2 separate regions of the Mus musculus genome follow, and region 2 is linked to region 1. Evidence: chromatin loops called from intact Hi-C (ENCODE). Cell type or tissue: gastrocnemius. All regions are shown on one strand. Links, peaks and the distances in the headings refer to the core of each region. The heading gives the core; the rest is flanking DNA.

Region 1 (5,561 bases), core at 1-5,000:
AGCGGTCACACAGGCCTGTAATTTCAGCTCTCGGGAAGTTGAAGCAGAATCAAAAGCCAGCGTGGACTCCAGAACAAGACACTGCTATGTCTTTCTGAAAACAAAACTAAAGGGCCGTCAAATGGCTCATCAGGTAAAGGCGCCTGCGCCCAGCCTGCCAAACTTGAGTTTGATCACCGGGACCCATATGATGGAAGGAGAAAATCGATTTCCGTAAGTTGCCCTCTGACCCACACACACAGTGTTGCATTTGCCCCCTCCTCCCCTAAATACATGTTCTAGAAAAGACTCTGGTTCATGAAGAAACACAAAAGAACAACTCATCCATAACTGGTACCTGCAAATATGTAGATCCTCGGGCAACTCGAGGTGGGGCTCACGTTCCTTGGAGAACCCCAAAAGTAGAGACCAACCTGTCCCCATCTGGCCAGGTCGCACAAGAAGGAAGGTTCTCGTCACACCACAGGCGCAGTTTCCTGACCGCGCCCTCGAGTAGGAAGTCCAGGCGCGAAGGCGCCGCTGCAGTTCATAAAGCAGCCGCCAGGGGCGCAAAGCCTGCGTCTACAGAGGTGTGTTGGGTGGGGGCAGGGAGGGGTAGTTCTTAGAATTTCACTGCTAAGTGCTCTTACCACCACTCCAGGGTGCGATCGGTGGGTCCTCAAAGCTAAGAGTGAAGAGAAGATGGGAGTGAAGCATGAAATGTGAGTGTGGCTAAAGTGCCAAGAGAGAACAGGGTTAGGGAAGGACTCCAGACCATCCAAGGACCCATTTGCTTCCTTTGCGGGGCGGCAGCACCTCGCAGTTTAAAAGCAGCTGACCACACACTCAAGAATACAGCTCAAGAGTGCGGGGCAGGGAGGGGTTGGTAAATATACACCAGGTAACTTTATTCGTTTGAAAACCATCCTCACGAATATACCCCACAAATTCCTTAGGGATGTATGTGTGAAATTTAGCATCCACAAGAAACATGTAGAAGCATTGATAGTGGGGTGGGGGTGGGGGTACAAGGGCGCAGGAAGGGGGAGGGAAGAAGGAGCAAAGAGGACTTTGGCCTGAACAGATATGTTTTAACCATCTGTGAATATGTAAACCTGTTGATTATTTAAAACCTAAACTTATAACATACTTTAAAAGTAACAAAAATATCCGATGTGGGCTGGAGAGATGGCTCAGCAGTTAAGAGCACTGACTGCTCTTCCAGAGGTCCTGAGTTCAATTCCCAGCAACCACATGGTGGCTCACAACCATCTGTAATGGGGATCCTATGTCCTTTTCTGGTGTGTCTGAAGACAGTGACAGTGTACACACATATATGGAATAAATAAATCTAAAATAATTATATCTGATGCTAATTTATGCTGCACACAGGTTGAGGGAGGTGACAGGTCTCTTTATTCTTCTGTGAAAACTACAATTAGCAGGCATGTCTGCTAAATGTGACTAAATGTAGCTATTGATAGGGCTTGACCCAAAACTGTAAACTTACACGATGAGATTTTAATATTTTTAGTAAGTCTATTGCCCGGTTCTCTGTAGATGACAGTATCAAGTTTCAATGTTAAAAAGTTGGACACACCTGTTTTAGGCATGCTGGGGAGTGGAGGTGGAGGGAATCTCATACATACAGATCATAGGTAAGGGGTTATATGCCCTCTAACCAAGTCTGAGGAATGGGGTGGGGCAGAGAGCCAATCCCGGGTGTGCAGGCAGGGATGGACACTTGTACACACCTTTGCTGCCCAGTAAAAGGCTGGACCCGGGGAGTAAAGGAACGTGGAAATACCCCTCTCTCTGCTGAGACAGAGACTCCCCACTCACAGAGCAGGGCTAGTGCGGGGTTATAAACGGTGGGGGAATACCTGGTAGTACCCTGCGTGGATGCTGCGCAATCCCGCACCACGAGAAGGTGTGAGCAGGTCAAAGTGTTAGTTTGGTTGAGGCCAGGAAGATTAAGAGCAAACTTCACGCTGACTGCTTGCGCGGAGAATTTGAGTGCTTGCAGGTTTGAGAAGTTGTCACCAGGTGGCGCTGGCTGGATGACTTGAGAAGGGCCGTGGAGTTGGTAGAGAAGATCTGGGATGGGCGTTGTCTTCCCCGAATTTCACTGTGTTCTCGGCAGGGAAGGACAGCAGGGACATGTCCCCCAAATAGACCTAAGATCTTCCCTATGGACTGCGTGTCAGACTGACCTTTCCAGAGATGCGTAGGACCCAGGATCCAGCCTTTTACAAACCTCCACAGGCACCGCTCCCTCAGCCTCCTTCATGGCCTGCCTAAAGGTGGCAATCTCCTGGTTCACTGTCTGCTCTCTCCCCCCTTCACTTGAGACTCGGCCCTAGCGATGCTGTTTGCCTGTCCTGTCTCTGCATAGCACCTCACTGCCCCGTCCGGCCGCCAGTATCCTGTTCACTTGCCCCAGGAAGCTGGGTGGCTTCTCTTCCCTCCCTGCCTCAGGCTTCACTCAACTCCTTAATGGCCCCCTTGCGGTTTGCACCATGTGACAAACTTAGTCCCTGGGTCAGGAGCTTTGAATTCTTTGTTCCCTTTCCCTGAGGCAGCTGCATGGCTCCTTCCTCAGCAAATTCAGGTCCCTGCTAACCTCCCCACCCCCAGCAACGAGGCAGGGTTTCTCTGTGTAGCCCTGGCTGTCCTGGAACTCACACTGCAGACCAGGCTGGCCTTGAACTCAGAGATGTGCCCACCTGCCTCTGTCTCCCGAATGCTGGGATTAAAGGTGTGTGTCACTCCCATCCTTGGCTTCTCTGCTCACTCTTGCCTCTAGAAGTGACTGCTTCACTAAAGTAACCCTGTCCCAATGCCTAGCTGGTCAAGGTGCTCTGGAACTTTGTATGTTGCCCTTTATGGTATACTGTGTGTTCATTTGTGCATCCTGTTTAGGGTCTGTCTCCCCACTAGTGTTGGGGAAACAGGGACCATATTTGTTCTGTTCATGGCTGAGGCCTTAGTATTTGACTCATGCTCTGCAGACAACAGTGCCAGGTATGGTAGTGCAAGCTTGTTACCCTAGGACCTGGGAGGTAGACACAGGAGGATCTCCAGTGCAAGGCCAGCCAGTGGTGCATATATCTCCAGAAAACGTGGGCAAGGCACATAGCTCAGAGGCAGAGGTCCTGTCTGGAATGGGCTTGACTCTGGTTTCTCTCTGAGGCACGGGTAGACTCCCACATTCCAAGTCTACAGCACCAGAAGGAACTGTAACATAGCACATGGTTAAAGGGACCAGAGAGATGGCTTAGCCATTGATAAGGCTAGGCTCACAGGTGTTTAAAGTTTGGATTTGGGGATAAAGGAGAGGGAAGAGGTGAGGGTAATTGGGGCTCCTACCTGAGCAGGGCATGGCATCTGGAGTGGCAGTGCAGAGAGACACAACTAAGGAGGAGAAGCCTAGCCTGCTGGTACATAGCCATCCAAGACCACGGGCAGAGTCCTGCCCTTCCCTTCCATGTGCCCAGCCTTTCTGTGTTCTGGCCATCTTTCCTCTGTGAGAGCGTACAACAGCCAGAGAGTGAGAAGGGATCTGGGTGGCCAGGGGACAGGCTGGACCTCAAAGGGGGAGACAGAAGTGTCGGCCTGACACAGAGGTGTGAGTGAGGAAGGAAGGCTGAGCCCTGCAGCAGGACCTCAGCTCACTGTGACATCGCTTGGTCTCTAGGGCGAATAGCTGAGCTGTGCCTTTTTCTTCTTGCTCAGTCTGGTGTGCAGGGACACATGGTTTAGAGCAAGGTCCTCAGAGCACCAGAAGCCATCTCCAGGGAGGAGAATCAGGGGTCCCAGGGGAAGGGGCCACGGACACCGAGATACCCAGGACTGGTGTGTCTGCGCAGAAAGTTTTTCCTACATCCCGCTCTTGTCTCCTCCTACTGAGTTCAGTCATTATCCAGAACCAGCCGTGATGTTTGTGTTTTGGAACATTCTATTTAAATCAACATGCTTAGGTTGTATTGGAATCCTTTCAGTCTTACAGGACACTAGCGACATTAAGGACCACACGGCCATCATGCTGGCCTTCCCAGCACCTGTGTGTCTGTGTTGTCTCTTCCTGAAGCTCTTTCTGCAAGTTAGAAGTGTGGGGACTTTTCCTCACTAGACACCTTAGCCTGCAGCTTTGACACCATAGCCTTGAACAACAGCGGACACACCGATCCCCTGCTGTCCTTCAAGTGTGATTTCTAGTTGACAAGGGCTTTGCAGTAACGGTAAACTTGACACAGTGCACCCCGACAATGGAGCCTGCTCTGATCCTCTCAGGGAGATGCGGTCAGCAGGGTAACCTTAAGCAGTGTGCGAAGGATGCCTTCAAACCCATATCTTAAGATTTGAGGGGCTGGTGAGATGGCTCAGCAGGTAAGAGCACCCGACTGCTCTTCCGAAGGTCCTGAGTTCAAATCCCAGCAACCATATGGTGGCTCACAACCATCCCTAATGAGATCTGACGCCCTCTTCTGGTGTATCTGAAGACAGCTACAGTGTACTTACATATAATAAATAAATAAATCTTTAAAAAAAAAAGATTTGAAAGAGGAGGGAAGTCCACGAAGGAGTCCCTTGGTCTGAGGTGTGGGAGGTGGCCCCTGCCATAGGGGAAAAGGTGACAGTGGCCTCTGAGATTCTTTCTGGGAATGTCCTACAGGCCCTCTGGAGCTGTGAGAGTCTGGAGGGTGTGGGCCTTCCCGTGTTCTGGTTTGTTCAGAAAAGAGGCATTGCAGCCCGGGCCAGGTCATATAGGAAGGCTCAGTGCTCCAGGCCTGAGGCTTTCTGTTCTCACTTTGTTCTGGCCCAGGTAAACCCTCCAGCCTTGGGTGTGGACATGAACATCTGAGGCAGGACAGCTGAGGGTGACAAGCATGGCTAAGCCCAGCACAGTAGGAGTGCAGGCGTTTGCTGAAGGAGCAAATGGTATTTGCATCTCACCTTTTCTTCCGACAAGTCTGCCTCTGGCGTTTGGGTTGGGTTTTTGGCCTTCGCCTCCTCCACAACCCATTGCTTCCCTTATGGCTATCTGTGGAGTACTCCCTGTGTGCTGGGCTGTCTTATAGGCAGGGAAGGGCAGGCTAGACCCCTGCATGGGGTACAGGAAGTTGGGACAAGTAAGAGGACAGGAAGATAAGGGGCCACGGGTGTCATCATCCATTGTGTTAGGATGCACTGAGTTCCCGAGAGTGTTAGGGACTTTACAGCCAACTGTTTAAGTGGAAGGGAAAGAGAGGCCGGGAAGAGACACAGAGGTCGAGGGAAGGTTTAACACTGGGAGCAGATGGTAGACAGGAGCCTGCTGGTGCTCGAGGCTCATAGGAGAGGGCTAGGGATAGTGTTCAGGCAGGATGCAGGAGGGGAGTCTGGGCCAGGGGGCTGAGTAGGCACCTGTGGACTGCAAATCTGAGACAGTATTGCAAAGCCAAGGTCACTTGGGTTTGATTAGCATGTGTCACAAAGTGGTGGTTCAAGTTGAAAGGCCGGAGCTTTGTGTGTGTGGGAGTTGGGGGGGGGGTGTGTGTACAAGGTCTCAGGTGTCTACAAAGGCTCTGTCCCTAGGCCAT
Region 2 (12,944 bases), core at 3,045-8,044, 64 kb after region 1:
TGCAAAAACCAACATTATTGTGAAAATTTCAGAATAGAGGCTGACACATGCAAGCTCTTCTCATTTGCTATTAATTAGTGCAGGGGTGCAGCCAGGGTCGAAGCTCACATTAGACACCTGACAGAAACAACTTGAGGGAGGAAGGACTTATTTTGCTCATGGCTTAAGAGCATTTCAGTTGCTTGGCATTCTGCACTGGGACAAAACATTACGGTGGCATGAGTGTGAGTGTGTATGTATGTATATATGTGTGTGTGTATGAGTGTATATGTATGTATATGATGTGTATGTCTGTGAGTGTGTGAAAGTGTGTATATGTATGTGATGTGTATGTATTTATGTGGGTATGAGTGTATATGTATTTGTGTGATGTGTGCAGTGTATATGTGTGTGATGTTTACGTATGTGTATGTGTGTATGTGAGTGGGACCGTGAAAGGTAGCTTGGTCCATGGTAGAGCTAAGGCTTGAAGCCTCTGAAACCCTGAAGGGACAGTAGGCGCTTCAGCTGTTCTTGGGTATCAGGCCCCTGTCACTAGCTGCAGCATCCCCCCCAATAGATTTGTGGCTATCAGTCACATAAGGGCAACGCCCCAAGCCCTTCCACATGTAGAAGATGTGACCTGTGGTCATATAGGTTCAAGACATATCTCCATTTTAATGAGGTACCTAGAAGCCTGAAGGACTTAGCCAATAAGCTTTCCTTCCCAGATTCTCCTCCCTGCAAAAGGTATTTAACCTCAGGCCCGCCCTGAGAAGTGGGTATGGTTTTATACATCTACTTTCCGTCATGACAATAAATGACTTAAAACCATGGTCTGCCTCTTTTCATTGGGATATGCAGTGGGGAGCCATGGAGAAGGCCTTTGGCTATAGAGCTGCCATCTAGTCTACTGTAGAAGGCCTCTCTGTGCTCCCAGCCATGGCTGCCCCCAAGCGCAAGCCCAAGCCTGCAGCTGCCTTCAAGCCAAGGACTCCCCTGCAGGACCAGCTCGAGCTTGATTCTCCCCCCCCCCACGTGTCTTCCCCCTGGCCCTGGGCTAGAACCAGCCCGCAGGCCCCCACTCTGTTCTCAGGTCTTCCATGTCTTCCAGCTCCACCTGGATGTCTAAGAGCCTGAGAACCAGATGGCCTCAGCCTCTTTGCAGGCCTGGGGACCCCCAAACCAGTTCTAGCCACAGACTGTGCTTCCCCACCTCTGGAGCAATATTCTGGGGCTTCTCTACAGCCCAACACCCACCCAGCCTGGGGTAAGTGTGGTCAAGGTCAACTCCCATGTCCAAGTGGCCAAGCCCTGTGGCAGAGCAGATGCGGGACCCATAACCCTACGTGTGTGTGTGTGTGTGTGTGTGTGTGTGTGTGTGTGTGTGTGTGTATGGGCATAGGAATGTTTGCTCCCATTCTGTCTGAAATCTGCCTCAAACCTTGCTCCTGACACTTGCACTTCCCCTGACCCCCTATCACTGGGGAACTGTCAAACTCAGAGCAACCTTGGAGCCTCTCATGGGATGGTGGCATCCCCATTAGGCCATCACCAACTTCACAGACCCAACTCCTGCTTCTCCTGGACTGTGTGTGAATGAAATAACCTGCTTTGGCAAAGACAAATAGGTGTGCCCAGGACCATCACTTACAAGAGTGGCTGCCATCTTTACCAGCATCGAACAGTTTCCTTCTGCCTAGAAGCTTGTTTCTGGAGAAGATGGTACCCAAGGGTAGACTGCTGGCTCTGTGAGCTTCGGCCTCATCCCTTCCTTAGAAACCTGCCTGGTGAGAGTTTCCAAAAACATGGCTCCCTCCTCCTCTGGGCTCTCTGATGGTGGATAAAGCCTAGTGTTGATGGGGCAGGGTGAGGGTGGGTGTGTCAGGAAGCCCCCAGTTCAGCAATATCTCAAAACCTCTGACCTTGAGAGGCTTTGTCATGTTGGTCTCATAGATGGTATAGACACCGCTGGTATTAACCCCGGAGCGCTTGATCTCTGCACAGTCCTGGAACACTGGCTTAGGTGTCTTTAAGGAAACTGCAACAGGACAAATCGAATGTCAGCTGGGAGGCCAGGCAGGCATGGCATTACACATCCATAATGCCAACAACTCTATAGCAGAGGTAGGAAGATCTTGAATTCACGACCTACCTGGACCATAAGATCTTGTTTGAAAAATAAAGGAAGAATGGGAAGAGAAAGGGGAAGGAGGAAGAGAGAGAGAGAGAGAGAGAGAGAGAGAGAGAGAGAGAGAGAGAGAGAGAGAGAGAGAAAAGAAAGCATCTGCAGGAAGTTAGCAATGGAGTGTATGAGACAGGAGGTTGGACCCAACTAAAATGTGAATGTGTTAATGTGTAGATGAAAATGTGAATGAGAATGTAAATTTGTATGAATGTATATGTGCCTGTGCATATCTGCCTGTATAACTCATCTTGATTCTTTTCCAGTTCTTCCTCTCTGGTTCATAAAGAGTTAACCATCCTAGCCAGAGAGGCTTCTGACTGCCTGGACAGAGAATAGAGCAATAGCGATTAAGTTTTTACTTAATTCCCTACTGCTAGGCAACTGGTGTTAGTTGCCCAAGCCAGTGGTTTTTAACATAGAATAAGCAATTAGGTTTTTAGGATTTTACCACTCTGGAAATCAGTCTGGCGGTTCCTCAGAAAATTGGACATAGTACTACCGGAGGATCCCGCAATACCTCTCCTGGGCATATATCCAGAAGATGTTCCAACTGGTAAGAAGGACACATGCTCCACTATGTTCATAGCAGTCTTATTTATAATAGCCAGAAGCTGGAAAGAACCCAGATGCCCCTCAACAGAGGAATGGATACAGAAAATGTGGTACATTTACACAATGGAGTACTACTCAGCTATTAAAAAGAATGAATTTATGAAATTCCTAGGCAAATGGATGGACCTGGAGGGCATCATCCTGAGTGAGGTAACCCAATCACAAAAAAACTCGCACAATATGTACTCACTGATAAGTGGATATTAGCCCAGAAATTTAGAATACCCAAGATATAAGATACAATTTGCTAAACGCATGAAACTCAAGAAGAACAAAGACCAAAGTGTGGACACTTTGCCCCTTCTTAGAATTGGGAACAAAACACCCATGGAAGGAGTTACAGAGACAAAGTTTGGAGCTGAGACAAAAGGATTGACCATCTAGAGACTGCCATATCCGGGGATCCATCCCATAATCAGCTTCCAAACGCTGACACCATTGCATACACTAGAAAGTTTTGCTGAAAGGACCCAGATATGGCTGTCTCTTGTGAGACTATGCTGGGGCCTGGCAAACACAGAAGTGGATGCTCACAGTCAGCTATTGGATGGATCACAGGGCTCCCAATGGAGGAGCTAGAGAAAGTAGCCAAGGAGCTAAAGGGATCTGCAACCCTATAGGTGGAACAACAATATGAACTAATCAATACCCCCCCCCCCTAGCTCGTGTCTCTAGCTGCATATGAATCAGAAGATGGCCTAGTCAGCCATCAGTGGAAAGAGAGGCCCATTGGTTGTGCAAACTTTATATGCCCCAGTACAGGGGAATGCCAGGGCCAAGAAGTGGTAGTGGGTGGGTAGGGGGTGGGTGGGGAGCATGTGGGGGAATTTTGGGATAGCATTGGAAATGTAAATGAAATAAATACCCAATTAAAAATTAGTTTTATTACATTCTTTTTCTTCTTTTTTTAATATTTATTAGGTATTTTCTTCATTTACATTTCAAATGCTATCCCAAAAGTACCCCATACCTTCTCCCCCCGCCACACTCCCATACCCACCCACTCCCACTTCTTGGCCCTGGTGTTGCCCTGTTTTTTTTGTTTTTTGTTTTTTTTTTTTAGAAGTTATCAGCGAGCATTCAGTATAGTTAGAGAGCTAGAAGGCCAGAGACCATCAGTCTTTAAAGCTACCTCTAAGTCAGATGCTGTGTCTTGCTTCAAACCATTCCAGGCCAGGCTGGCTCCCGGAAAATGTCAAAACAGGCAATCCAGAGCTGGGCTGCTAGGCTCCAGCACATGGAGACACTTCCCATGTCCCAGGGCAGAAACTGAAGCTCGGGATGAGGACTGACCCAAGGGCTTCCAGCCTTCCCTTCCTGGAGTATCTTTCAGAGGGGACCTGGGCTTTCTTGTGCCCCTCTGATATACTGGCTCTCCTGCAGCCCCAGTTAGAGACCCCTCATCCTGTCCTCCTAGAAGCTGACCACTGGCCTTCAAGGGCCCATATACATTTCCTAAGCAAGGTGTTCTTGAGACTAGGAGACTGGAATCTTCCATGACTCCAATAGATACAGGGAGTTAAAAATCCTGTCTAGCCTGCTTAGTAGGCTTGGCATGGGATTTTACTAAAACCCAACCTTTCTGAGAGGCAGGTACCTAAAGATGGAGCTCGAATAGTGGAGGAATGGTTATTAATACAACAAATAAACAAACAAACAACCCAACAGGATGCTACTAGGGATGAGACTTCCGGCTTGGGCCTTACACCTGGATGGTGGCTCCCAGATCCTGGCACTGGAAGACATGTTTGAAGGGGGTTGCTCCATATCACAAATGAAGTGTCTAGAATGTTTCCTGGGCAGGAGTCTCTAGTGGCAGCATGGCAGCTGTCCTCAGATCCCTACAGCCACAGGGAAAGAGAGGCCAGCAAATTCGAGTAACATTATGGCTTAGAGGTAATCAGAGGCAGGTTACACTGTACTTAACGAACCAGGGCAGGGCTGGGAGCTGGCCTGGGGTTTCTTTCTAGCTACTCTCTCTGAGGCTATGTCTACAGCCCATTTCCTCAGTGAACAATAGCAACAGCCATAAAAGTCCAATAAAGATGCTTTTACCTGGGACTATTGTGTTGGAGGGTTTCCTAGGAGCCAGGTTCTGTTGGGAGCATCTTGGGCTCAGGAAAAAGGGTTCAGAGGACAGCATTAAAAATACAACTGGACTGATATAGGCAATGAAGTGGTGCAGTGGAATGTGTGTCCTGGATCCTCATCTATCCAGTTTCCCCCACTCTGCTTACTCCACAGGCTAGCCCTTCTCCTCTCCACCCTTCCCTGGAGTTGGATATCTCATTTGAACACAGGGAGGCTGGGCAAATGGACCACTGTATGTACGCTGCTTTTACACAGTGCACAACTGAGCCTGTGTCCCTATTCTCACTGCATGACTGCAGAGTAGCCATGCTGGCTCTTCACTGGGCTTCAGCATGCCCTGTCCCACCCTCTGCTCAATTCGCATTCACCAGTCTTCATGGGTTTTCCATCTGTTAACAGGGGGCAAGAACAACTATCAAAAGTCTTTTCCTGGTGCCAGTCAGGCAAGTGTTTGGACAGAGAGTGATCCATCAGGTGCTTGACACAACCTCCCACTGGACTTAGGGAACAGTTATTCAGCCTCAGGGGGAGGAGACAGGAGAGCTATGGACCTGCAAGGAGAGGCCTCAGCCCAGGTCCTGTCCTTGCCTGTGAGAGACCCACACACACATGGGACTCATTCAGATCGTCCTGCTGCCAGGGCTGTGCACAAGCCCGTAATGGCTTCTGGTCACTGCATATCCTGCGGCTTAGAACCTCCCCCACTCATGGCTTCCCTAGCCTGCTGGACTTAGGGTGAACTCATGGAGGGCTCCTCTGCACCAGTTCCCTATCAGCCTGGAACCCCTTCACCTGATTGAAGCTGGGTAGCTTACAGAGGCCCAGCCTCCCCCAAGGTGGTTGCAGATTGTTCTACAGCAGGAGCCCCTTTGGTTTCTCACCCACAAAGCTACCCTCCACTCCATACCAGTCTGTGCTTTCTAAAAGAGATCCTATCCCATCCAGCCTCTCTTGCGCCCCCTGCTGGCCTTTGGTTGAAGTGCCCTCTTCGCGGCTCATCCCCTTAGCATGCTTAGCTGAAGGCAGAAAGCTAAGTAAGTAAGCGTGCCTGGCAGACAGTGGGCCCTTTCCTTCTCCTTCCCACTGAGACCTGACAAACAGTAAGGAATTTTGAAGGGGATAGGAACCATGGCAGCTGTGTGCTGCTGAGTGTCTGCCTCTCAAGCCCCTGCCTGGCACACAGTGGGTGCTCAATAAACGCTTGGTGGTTAAGTGGCTGCAGAGAGAACCAGGCGTGCTAAAGAGGCTGTGCATGGGTCTCCTTTCTATGGTAGGCTGGGGATGCCACATTTCTTCCCACTTCCATGTGGCTCTGTAAGCCTTGCAGGAACATCAAGAAGGGAGGTCCAGGCACTTGTGTCCAACTCTTCCATTCTTTGGGGGAAACAGGCCCAGGGAGATGTGTAGCAAGCTAAGCTGAATAACTGGGTATGGCGGCACATGCTTTTAATCTGAGCACTTGGAAGACAAAGGCAGGTATGACTCTGAGTTTGAGGCCAGTCCACTCTACATAACAAGTTCCAGGTTAGAACTATATGGTAAGACCTGTTTTTGTTTTTTGTTTGTTTGTTTGCTTGCTTGTTTTTGTTTTGTAAAAAAAAAAGAGAGATGTGACACAGACTTGTCAGTGTAGGCTGTGGTCGCCTGTGTTGTTATCGCCACCTCCAATCAACAGATAGGGAAACTGAGGCCAGGTGTAGAACAGAGGCATGGCTAAGATCTCCCAGGAGACGAGGGCAGAGTCTGAGTTGGATACTGTTAGGGGCTGCTGTGGCCAGTATAATCACTGTTCATTGAGTTTCTCTTTTGCAAATGGTAGGAGAGAGCTGGCCTTTCCCACAATGGGTCCCTGGACCGCAATGGCTGAGGAGGCTACACAAGGTCTCCCTTCCATCTTTGGCTCTCCACCCCAGCCCATGCTTACTCCCTCCTGCTCACCCGGATGCTGGTCCTGGGCTACAATCCGTACCAGGCGCTGTACAAACTCCGTCAGTTGCTGCTGCTGCTGCTGCAGGGAGCTGGAATTGCTGCTGAGAGCGTGCAGATTGTGCTTCAGGTTAGCCAGGGTCCCGGTCTGATGGCCCAGGAGACTGTGCAGTTGTTCCCTCTTCTCTTGGAGGCTGTTAAGCTGGGCCTGATGTTGTGCTTCCAGTGCCTGCAGCCTGGTCTCCAGGGCCCTGCCAGGTGGACACATAGGGGTGAGCCTATGGTCTCCACTCCGAGCATTCACCTCCCCCCCAGCTTCGGTGGGTGGGGCTGAATATGACAGTTGCAGATACTGTGCAGAGGCTCAGAGACTCTCAGTGCCTGGCTCAGGGTCACACAGTCTGTTAGTCTGTGTCCACTGTAGCTCAGATCAAGGGGTGGGGGGAGGGGGGAAGACTATGGAGTCACATGAATAGAAGTGTGCGAAGGGATGAGGTCAGGGTGGAAGGACCCAGCAACAAGCCAGGAGCCAGGGGCACAAGCCCAGAAGGGATGTCTTTTGACCTTGTGTGTCCCACCCCAAAGGAGATAGTCTCTATGGAGTGTGGGCATGATACTGCTTATACGTGAGAAAGGAGAAGCATCATAGATGCCCAACAGCCAGGACTGGTGGGTCTGTTCTGTTGTGGTGTTCCCAGGACTGTGCTATAGCCATGGGGGAAGGGGATGAAGGCACTGGCAAAGAGTTAGGAAGGGGAGGTGGGGACCCACCCGCAGAGCCTCTGGTGGAACCTCAAATGTGGGAGACAAAAAAGAGAGGAAAAAGAGAGGAATGCAAGGCAGTATGGGGGTGCTGGGAACAGACAGACAGATGTGAAAAGATGCTATGTGTCTCAGTGTGGGCGAGCGGAAGGAAGGAGAACCCTGACTGGGATGGACTTTTATGGAAATAGAACAGGTACAGGAGACAGGCTTGCACTTGTGGTGTTTTCTTTATCTGCTTGCAGTACTAGGGGTGTGACACAGGCAAGTGTTCTGAGTGCCTTTATACCACACAGCCGAATTGGGGAAATAAGCACATGGTGTATTCTGGTATAAAAAGCAGAGTGATTAAGAAAAGAAAGCTTTCCACTCAGCCCCTCCTCTTCAGGCATTTTTCTTTTGTCTGTGGGAGAAGAAATGTGAAAGCACTGGGCAGTGGTGGCGCACACCTTTAATCCCAGCACTTGGGAGGCAGAGGCAGGTCGATTTCTGAGTTCAAGGCCAGCCTGGTCTACAGAATGAGTTCCAGGACAGCCAGGGCTAATCAGAGAAACCCTGTCTCGAAAAGCCAAAACCCAATGCAGCCCCCAAAACCCAAACAAACAAACAAACAAAACAAAACAAACAATCAAACAAACATGGAAGCATTGGTAGATTAGTACAAAGCCAGAAATGACCTTAATGTCCATTGACTAGGGCCTGAGAAATAGACACTGGGGAACTCTGGGAAGTTGGAGAAAGGATTAAATTGAGTGGTCACACACTGCAATTGGAGTGTGTAACCACTCAATTGCAGAAACAAGCTGTGGGCGTTGGCATCATATTTCCCTGCCTTGTCTCTACCCCAGGGCTGTTTTTGTGTGTTTGTTTTCCCCCAGGTGTCCCCAGAGCTTACTTGTAGAGAACACCAGACTGACCATGAGGACAGATGCTGGGAACTGCTTTCTTCGGGAAGGGTTACTTCAGGCTTGTGTGCTTACAGTTACAGAAACCAGTCAAAGTTCACAATGTGGAGAGCAGAACGTGAAAATCGTATCTTAATAAAGTAACAAGAATTAAAAGTGGAAAGAGAGATGGGTGTGGTGGCACAAACCTATCATCCCAGTACCAGAGGCTGAGGCAGGAGGATAGAAAGTTTGAAGCCAGCTGGGTTACATAGAAAGAACCTGTCTCAAGAAGAACAGAACTGACAAACTGAGTCCCCCCAAAGGCCAACAACAAAACTCCAAATAAGGGGCAATATGTATGCACATGTGTGTATGTGTGCATACATATGTGTGTGTACTTGTATGCATGTGTGTGCATGCATGTGAGTGTTCATGCGTACTTCTGTGCATGTGTGTATGTGTGTGTGCATGGGTGTGTATGTGTGCATGCATGCATGCATGTGTGTGTGTGTTCATGTGCATGCATGCATACACTACAAAAAAAAAGAAAGGTGGGAAGGAGAAAGACGAAAAGTAAAATACGTGGCCTCTGTCGATACTGAACCGAACGCTGGGAGCCAGGCCTGGAGCTGCCTTGTTTGGACTTTGAGCCTGATTCTGATCCTTATCTAGCTCTAACTTCACCCCAGCTTTGTCCCCAGTCCTAGCTCCATCCTACGGTGTCATTCACCCAGGCCCATCCCGACACTTGGCAGGTCCAGCCTCTCTCTGCAGCTCTAGTCCTGTCCTGGCTTACCTGTTGCGACCCTGCAGCCGCTGCAGCTCTCGGCTCTGCATCAGCATCTGCCGCTCCAGCTTGTTGGTGGACAGTGAGTTCTCCAGCATTTGGGTCTTCATGTGCAATGTCTGGTTTAGGACCTGTCCCAATAAGCAGGAGGTTTGTGGGGATGTGTGCTATGTACACCCAAGGGTCTGCCACTCTTGAAACTTGCCAATCAATTGCCATGGTCTAAAGCTATTAGTTTCCATGGTTATTAGCTTACTATCTTTCATAGGCCCTACATGACTTAGCTGGCTTCTAATTTGTCCTTCCTCACTACCACATTTGCACATCAGTATTAATCTTTTGGCTGTTGGGGTGCAGACCTCACATACAATCCATCAGCCCTATCTTCCAAATGACCCCTAACAGTCCCTTCCCTCCAAGGCCATATGGAATCTGGGCCCCTCCTAGCTAGCTTCAGCTGTCAACTTGACAGCCCAGAGTTATCTGAGAGAGTCCCAGTTAGGAGAATGTTTCTATAAGATTGACCTGTGGGTATGTCTGTGGGGCATTTTCTTGGTTGTTGATACGGGAGGGCTTAGCCCTCCGCAAGTGATGCTACTCCTGGTCCTGAGTTATATAAGAAAGCAAAGTGAGCAAGCCATGGAGAGCAAGCCAGTGTGCAGCATTCCTCCGTGGCTCCTGCCTCTGTTCCTGCTTGAGTGCCTGCCTTGACTTCCTTTAGCGATGGACTGTTACTTGAACGGATAAGTTAAAAAAAAAAACAAAAAACAAAAAACAACCTTCACCTCCCTAGATTTCCTTTAATCATGGCATTTATCACAGTAACAGAATGCCAACTAGCTTCACTGTCTGCTGACTCTAGTGTCCTGCTGGCCTCACAGGGCTCCCTGTTTCTGCCTTATGCACTTCATCCCTTTCCTATAGCAGCAGTCTGAGGGAGGCAGCCTTTTATGCTGTGGCCCCTTTATTCTCTCTTTGCACAAAACCCATATGTGGAAAGCTGATCCTCACTAGGCCCATGACTCAGTTTCTCTCTACTATCTCCCTGCACTTCCATGTCCTTGGAGAAGCCAGGAGGCTCGACCTCCCCCTGCCCCCACCTCCGAGCGTTTATACATGCTGCTTTCCCTGTCTGGTGTGCTCTTCCTAGCAACTTGGCTCATGTCCTAGTAACACTGTGTCCCAGTGTCCTTTTGACCCTGCTGTCTGGACTCATTGCCTCCCATTCTGCCCGTGGACCCAGCAACATACCCTTCTTTCTCTCTGAGTGCCAGGTCCCTGGCATGGTCACTGAGTAACATACAGGGGTTGTGTGTCCTGCTTGCCTTCTTGGTGAGTTCCAGGGCAATAGGGTACCTTGATTGATTTGCTTACTGCACTGAACTGGAGCCAGGGTTTGGCAGAGTGTCTGGCACACAGGAGGGATTGTTCCTTCCTTGTCCCCCACTCCTGCTCTCCCTCTTGGCTGCCCTGCTTGGCCTGCTGCTTGGATGGTCTCTTTATCACCCAGTTCTCCCAGTGCACTCTAACCCCTGGGGCAGGGGCTTTGTCAGTGATGCCTCTGCCCAGTGCCCCGACCTCACCAGGACAGTGACAGGAAAAGATGGGAAGCCTGGGGGATCAGCCTGGCCTTCTGATGGCTCTCCTGTTACCTGTGCCTCCACAGCAGTCAGCTTGTGGGTCTGAGCTTTGGTCTGGTTCATGAGGTTGGCACCCAGTGCCAGCATGGTAGTTGTCTGGTTCTGGATTGTGTCCTGCTGGGCCTGCACCAGGTGTGACCTCAAGTTCACCTTGATGGACTGCTCCAGCTGTAGGGGAACAGAGGGCTACAGTGAAATGGCAGGGGCTGGGGGATGAAGCCTCCTGTGGCTCCTTCCCATGAAGCTCCATGACAGACCACAGATCAGCAGCTAGAGGTGGTTACCTGGCTGAGAATGTACCACGTCGGGCCACTGATCCCCTCTCCTAGGGTTCCCTCACTGGCCTCTCTCTCTTCATTCTTGCTCCAAACAGCATGTCCCTGGCTGGATAGCCAGAGGATCCCATTGAAACTAGGTAAGCCCTCTTTTGCTCTGTGCTAACCCTGGGTTCCCAATCTCACAAGAAAAGCTGAAAATATTGACTTGTAGGGTCCTCTAAGGGTAGCCCACTCCTCCCTTCATCATTCCGCTCCAGAGGCCACACCCCCACACTTCCCTCCTATACAAGCACACACCCATCTTAGGGCCTTTGGCCATGCTATACCCCGGTACTCTCTCCAGAACCATCTCCCCACCTACATGGCTCACTCCCTCATGTCTGTTCACTGGTCTCACACATTTTTTATTCCCTGGGTTTATGCCACGCATCTCTTTTTATCTCTCTTACCCTCCAGAGTGTCGATTACGTGAAGCCAGGGATGCAACCTTGCTCAGTATTTCATCTCTACATCTACCACAGCACCAGGTATTCAGGGAGAGCTCAATAATTGTGTTCAAGGAATTGATGGGGAGAGGGGAGCAACAACGATAAGAGTGTAGCCCTCATGCCCTGCCTTCTCCCCGAGGGGAGTGCTAGCCTGTTGCGGGGTTGCGGGGTGGGCTCATATCTTTCCCTTGTACAGGTTTCCAGGTCTGTCTGCCAAGTTGAACTTTCTCTTAGCCTTGCTGTCTGCCAAACAGCGCTGAGCTCACAGCATCCAAGTGCCCTGGACCCCATGAGCTGGCTCCCTTCTTTTGGCAGGGCTATGTTCTTCCTGAGAGCCCATGGCGCTCCTCTCCTTGGAAGCCAAGAGAAAGTTGGAGAGGTGGACAGTGAGTTCTCAGGCTCAGCCGCTCCTTCGCTGCTCTTGGCTGCACACACTGCTTGGATCCCCCTCCTCTGTCTCTCAGGCCAGAACTCAGGCTTCCATAAGGTTCACTGGAGCCATTCAAAGGGGTCCTTGGAAGGTCAAGGCTCTCAGGGAGGGGTGCATGGCTTGAGGTCATGCTCACTCAGGCTAATTCTTCCTTCGTTTTCCCCCTCCTCTGCCCACCCATCTTTTCCTGCCATGAGGACTTTGGAAGGTGCGTGCTCCATTGCCAAGTCCCAGTGGTGCACTGGAAGAGTGCAGGGATTGCCTACAGGGCCCATGAATCAGCCTCAGTTGGGAGCTGGTTAGAAAGGTGACTTTCCAGAGCTGGCCCAGCACTACTGAATGTGGAACCAGGGGAGAGGCAGCTGCGTGTTCTTTAATAGACCTCCAGCTAAAATCAGCTCCAAGTGGGGCTCACAAGGAAGATGGATGTACCAGTGTGGAGCTTCTTCAGGCCTCTGCACATCACCTTCCTTCTTCCTCTGCATAATCCCTGGGCCTAACCCTTCCTTGCAGCTCCTGGAGAATCTGTGCTCACAAATACATCTAGAAACTAGGACCCCATCCCTGCAGCTGCCTCCCAGTTTCTCTATTCCCAGAGTGTTGGTCCTCATTTGTTGCAGATGGGTCTGTGTTCCCCTTACTGACTAACTGGCCTCATGGCTTCTGGGGGATTCTCCTCTCTCCGTCTCCCATCCTGCAGGAATGCTGGGATTACAGATGTGTGTGACCTGCATCTTGCTTTCTGTGGGTTCTAGGGATCCAAACGCAGGCCCTTATGCTTGTGTGGCCGGTGCTCTATCCGCAGGCTGGTCATTTTGTTATGATCTCCTTGACCTTATAGTTCATATGGACCTATCACCAGCATAGCTGCTGGAC

Evidence for each region. Hi-C counts contacts between places; a loop is a spot of excess contacts. Peaks named below come from ENCODE experiments on the same cell type or tissue, not always from the same donor. Only the 100,000 strongest peaks of a DNase experiment are listed, where the experiment ranks them.
Region 2: a loop joins it to region 1, with 7 times the contacts of the local background. A loop is called at or near these places in 28 of 42 quality-filtered maps.

Annotation. Positions count from the first base shown.
Region 1 is chr2:151,991,428-151,996,988 of GRCm38, reverse strand. It overlaps a transcript of Slc52a3 not described here. Among named protein-coding and RNA genes, the nearest start is that of Slc52a3, 5.7 kb to the left of the region's middle. In gastrocnemius, for the core only: CTCF peaks have their summits at 535 and 2,012 (motif pointing right); DNase peaks (open chromatin) are centred at 532, 1,725 and 2,036; H3K4me3 peaks cover 859 bases; H3K27ac peaks cover 932 bases.
Region 2 is chr2:151,923,483-151,936,426 of GRCm38, reverse strand. It overlaps Angpt4 (angiopoietin 4), which reads right to left. Exons shown (of 9, transcript NM_009641.2): 2 at 10,885-11,040; 3 at 9,242-9,363; 4 at 6,809-7,047; 5 at 1,905-2,020. Among named protein-coding and RNA genes, the nearest start is that of Angpt4, 19 kb to the right of the region's middle. In gastrocnemius, for the core only: a CTCF peak has its summit at 5,833 (motif pointing left); a DNase peak (open chromatin) is centred at 5,833.